2 separate regions of the Homo sapiens genome follow, and region 2 is linked to region 1. The links are chromatin loops, found by intact Hi-C in ENCODE. Cell type or tissue: sigmoid colon. All regions are shown on one strand.

The links. A loop is a pair of places that touch in the nucleus more often than their neighbours do. Peaks named below come from ENCODE experiments on the same cell type or tissue, not always from the same donor. Only the 100,000 strongest peaks of a DNase experiment are listed, where the experiment ranks them.
Region 2: a loop joins it to region 1, with 8 times the contacts of the local background. A loop is called at or near these places in 1 of 110 quality-filtered maps.

Annotation. Positions count from the first base shown.
Region 1 is chr7:67,402,343-67,404,842 of GRCh38, forward strand. No RefSeq gene overlaps it. Among named protein-coding and RNA genes, the nearest start is that of LINC01372, 68 kb to the left of the region's middle. In sigmoid colon, no CTCF peak of the experiment used is centred here; no DNase peak of the experiment used is centred here.
Region 2 is chr7:67,461,857-67,464,356 of GRCh38, forward strand. No RefSeq gene overlaps it. Among named protein-coding and RNA genes, the nearest start is that of LINC01372, 130 kb to the left of the region's middle. In sigmoid colon, no CTCF peak of the experiment used is centred here; a DNase peak (open chromatin) is centred at 1,135.

The DNA of each region.
Region 1 (2,500 bases):
AGGAAAAAGTACCCCTGCTTCCTTACCCCTCTGCCAGGAAGCTCTGAGATATGTATACTCTACATTGTGTCCCAAAGGCCCTCAGGAAGATGGAACTCAATTGCTCACGCTGGTAACCTGCATGATGACTCACCCTTCGGTGGCTTCCTTCTCTTCCCTGTCTTGCTTCCCCACTCCCTACCAGAGCTTCCTAGAATCACATCTTAGTCAGTTCCTTCTACTAAAATGAGAATACCTTAGACTTAGTAATTTATAAACAGGAATTTATTGCTCACAGTTCTCGAGGCTGGGAAGTCCAAGATCCAGGCGGCAGCAGATTCTGTGTCTGGTGAGGGACTGTTCCTCATAGATGGCTCCTTTTTGCTGTGTCCTCCCATGGCAGAGAGGGAAAGACAGCTCCCTTCAACCTCTTTCATAAGAGCACGAGTTCCATTCGTGAGGGTGGAGCCCTCATGACCATGTTACCTCCTAATTACCTCTTAATACTGTCACATTGGGATTAAGCTCCAACATGTGAATTTTTGGGGGACACCAACATTTAGATCACAGCAGATCACCTCCCAGATAAGCTACTTGCTTTCTAATCTTTGTCTCAGGCATTTCTTCTGAGGGATTAAAACTAAGACAACTATGGCTTATGGCTTCCTTTCAATTCTGAGCACCCAAGATAAGCACCCTTTGCAGTTGAACTAAGGCTCTGCAGTCTTCTCCCTCTGTGTGACCTTGAGTCAGCAGTCCCACCAGCTCTTGGCAGCCAGTACCAGGGACTGTGTCTAGACATTCTCGATTCCACCCAAGGGTCTGGCATCCAGATACTCCTTGCATAAGAAAATGTCTTCTCATATAAGACAGGGCTGAAACTTCTGAGACAATATTGGGAACTTGTAAGTCTCATGGAAACATGTGCTTTTGGTATATCCCTGAGTTGGAATGAACACCATCTAGTAATTGTCTTAGTCCATTTTATGCTGCTATAACAGAATAGCACAGACTGGGTAATTTATAAATGAACAGAAATTTATTGGCTCATGGTTCTAGAGTCTGAGAAGTCCAAGATCAAGGGGCTGCATCTGGCAAGGGCCTTCTTGCTGTGTCATCACATGGTGGAAGGGCAAAGAGAGAGGAAATGAACAAGAGTGGGTGAACCCACTCCCACAACAGAGAACCCACTGCCATGATACCAGCATTAGTCCACCCATTAGGGTGGAGCCCTCATGACTCTTAAAAGGTCCTGCCTCTTTTTTTTTTTTTTGAGACAGACTCGCTCTGTCACCCAGGCTGGAGTGCAGTGGTGTGATCTCAGCTCACTGCAACCTCTGCCTCCCAGGTTCAAGTGATTCTCTTGCCTCAGCTTCCTGAGTAGCTGGGATTATAGGTGCCTGCCATCATGTCTGGCTAATTTTTGTATTTTTAGTAGAGACAGTTTCACCATGTTGGTCAGGCTGGTCTCGAACTCTTGACCTTAGGTGATCCACCTGCCTTAGCCTCCCAAAGTGCTGGGATTACAGGTGTGAGTCATCACATCTGGCTAAGGTCCCACCTTTTAATACTGTTACAATGGCAACTAAATTTCAACACAAGTTTTGGAGGGGACAAACGTTCAAACCAAAGCAAAAAAAAAATCCTTACTTGAGAAACTGACAGAATGACCAATTTACTATGGATCTTTTCTGCAATATCTTTCATTTCCTTCCTACTTTTCATTCATCTTCTTTTGGTTATTTCTCCATGGTCCACACATAGTGTCTCTAGTTTATTTTCCTGCTGGGGCACGTCTTATTCTGATACACAAGGGGAGTTCACTAGAAGATGGAGGTATTTTTCTTTGAATTACAACTGCAGCTGAGAGGCTGGCGGTGGCTTTCTTCCAAGGACTTTTATTTTCAGTACCATAAACTTCTCTACCACAGTGAAGAAGAGGCCATCAAAAGCCTGTTTATCTGCAGAGCTAAAAGCCTAGGAGCTATCCTTATTTATAGGAGCCTGTGAACGTTCATGATATTGGGTGAGGAATAAAATTGCAGCAAACCTGCTACTGCTTGAGTGTCAAGAAATCTGTGTTTTGCAGGCTGTTCCGAGACCAGCAGAGAGGCAGACAGACTGGGTTCAAATGCTGACTTTGCCCTGCACAGCTTGTGTGATCTGGATTAAGTGACCGTTCTGAGCCTCAGTTTCTTTATCTCTAAAACAGGAAAGATAACAACTCCATGAAAGGGTTGCTGTGAAGGTTAAGAGTGATGATGTATTTGAGGCACACAGCTCAGTGCTGGTGAGTGGGTGGGTGGGTGGGTGATAATGGGGGATTCTTCTTGCTTCTCTATGTGACTTGATTTAGAGGTCCTCAAGTTCTTTATTAAAAATTCTTTACAATCAGCTTTATTGAGGTATACACATGTATAATAAAGTGCACTTATTCTAAGTATACAATTTGATGAGATTTGACAAACATGCACATCCATGTAACTACTATTGCAATCAAGGTGTAGAACATTTCTTAACC
Region 2 (2,500 bases), 60 kb after region 1:
TGGGGAGCCCAACCTGGTTTCTGGAGACTTAATTGCCTTAAGAAAGTACTGGTCCTAGGCCTATGTGGTGGCTCACGCCTGTAATCCCAGTATTTTGGGAGGCCAAGGCGGGCAGATCACCTGAGGTCAGGAGTTCAAGACCAGCCTGACAAACATGGTGAAACTCCATCTCTACTAAAAATACAAAAATTAGCTGGGTGTGATGGCGGATGCCTGTAGTCCCAGCTACTCGGGAGGCTGAGGCAGGAGAATTGCTTGAACCCTGGAGGCGGAGGTTGCAGTGAGCGGACATCGCGCCATTGCACTCCAGCCTGGGTGACAGTGAGACTCTGTCTCAAAAAAAAAAAAAAAAAAAAAAAAAAGAAAGAAAGAAAGTACCGGTCCTGTGGGCCAGGAAGCCCACAGAAAAGATCCTGGGAGGAGGATGTGAAGTACCAGAACCTGGACAGACACTTTGGCTGGAAGACTTGGCTGCTCTGTAGGGAGAAGTGCTTAATTGCACCTGCTTGTCCTGTTGGTTACCTGGTGCTTTCATACTGGTGCACGGGGCTTGTTTAGGAAACTGAATTCCAGGCTGTGCTAAGTGCCCCTCCCTTTCTTTCCATAGCCTCCTTTCTCAAAACTGGCCAGAGATGGAAATGATCTGTGTATGTTTCCATCACTATTCCGTGAATGCCTTTAGGGTACCACAGAACCCAGCACACAGTAGGTGCTCAATGAAAATCTCCTGAATGCTTGGTTTTTCCAAGGCTGGCTTTAGCAACAGTCATTGTCTACTTCTCAGGGCTGACTTGCTGAGTCAGGACCTCAGCCTCCTCATCTGTAAAGTGGTGGGGTTGGACCCAGTGACCCTGAGGGTCCATTTGAGCTCAAATGTCCTATGAGTCTATGATTTTTTGACTTCAGAGTCCAGAAATCTCTTGGATCATGTCCCCTAAGGAGATGCCAGGGTTCCTTTCCAGCTTGCAAACCTGTTTTTCAGCCACAGATGGGCCTCCAGGGCAGCAGGGAAGCCGGGAGCCAAGAGGCTGCCTTGTGCGAGTGAGCGATCTGTGCAAGGATGATTTGTGAGGGCAGAGCGGAGGGCAGCAGGGCTGGGGTTTCCCGGGGCTGCTGGCGCACTCCGACATCTGCTATTTTTCACTCCAGTGAGACTGATTTGCTCCAGATGGGCCCCTGCAGACTGTTTTTGGCTGTGCTGGGAAGTGTGGCGGCTGGCTGTGTTTCATCTCTGAGCCCTCTAAGAGACAGCAGAGCACGTGTTAACTGCTTCAGCTAAAAGGCCAGCAGATTCTACAAGAGGGCCCCAGTTCCAAATGATCCCTTCTGAGCAGATGGATTTTTATTTCCCTGAGGCATTACTCTCACTTCAAAGAAAGGTCTGCTCTGGATCTCATGGAGGAATACCTGGTTTGGTGGGCCTTAGTTAGGAAAAATCTTTCAACTGGAGGGAAGACTGTTTTATTGGGTTAAGTCAGATCTTTGGGTCAGTGTCTGTGGTTCTTCTCCAGCTAACAGAACTTTGACTTTACTGAAGGGGACCCTACCACCTTTCGTAGACTCAAGCTTTACTAGCAAGACCACTTTAGGAAGCTTCCTCTATAAGCCTTAGCTGACTGAGCCCTTCCCTTGGGGGCCAAATCTGGTGACTTTCTGAGTCTTTATTTCACAAAGCTGCTTGACAGAGGATAAAGACTTCCTTGGCCAGGAGTCAGGAAACTTGGTTTGGAAGCATGAACCTGTTGCTTCCTGGCTGAGTGATCTTGGATGGGTTATTTGACTCTCCAGCACCTCCATTTCATTTGTAACTTATGATGCTAGTATCTTTTCAAGGTCTGATGCTCATTGGGTCTATAATTTTCAGTTTTCTCAGAGATAAGCATTGCTGGGAGCAGTGGGGACCAGCCTTTCTAAACATAAAGAATCTAGGGACAATGTCACAGTTTTTGCAAGACCCAAGGACAACTCTTATTTGCATGGACCTTTGTCAGGGCAACCCATAGATACACTGAGCAGTGGTGAGGGTCCTGGATTCTGACCTTGAGGGGCTCAGCCAACAGAGGTGGGCCAATGCGGACCCCTGTAGCACCTTTGGCCTGGGTGGTAGGTGAAGACTTGACTTCCACTGTGGGTTTTTCCTCCACTAACTTTACCAGATAGCTTTTTTTCCTTCTTTCTTTTTTTCCCCTATCTCCTTCATCCTAGTCCATTTGTGCTGCTAATGGACAATACAAAAATACCATAGATGAAGTGGCTTAAACAAAAAGCCATTCATTTCTCACAGCTCTGGAGACTGGAAATTGCTGGCAGATTCGGTGTCTGGTGCAGGCCTGGTTTCTGGTTCACAGATGGCTGCCTTCTGTGCATGACAGGGAGCAGAGAGCTCCCTGGGGTTTCATTTTTAAGGGCACTAATCCCATTCATGAGGGTTCAACAAAGTTGAACACACATAGGCTCTTACTAAATATTTAGATTTACATAGGAGCAAACCATCATGACT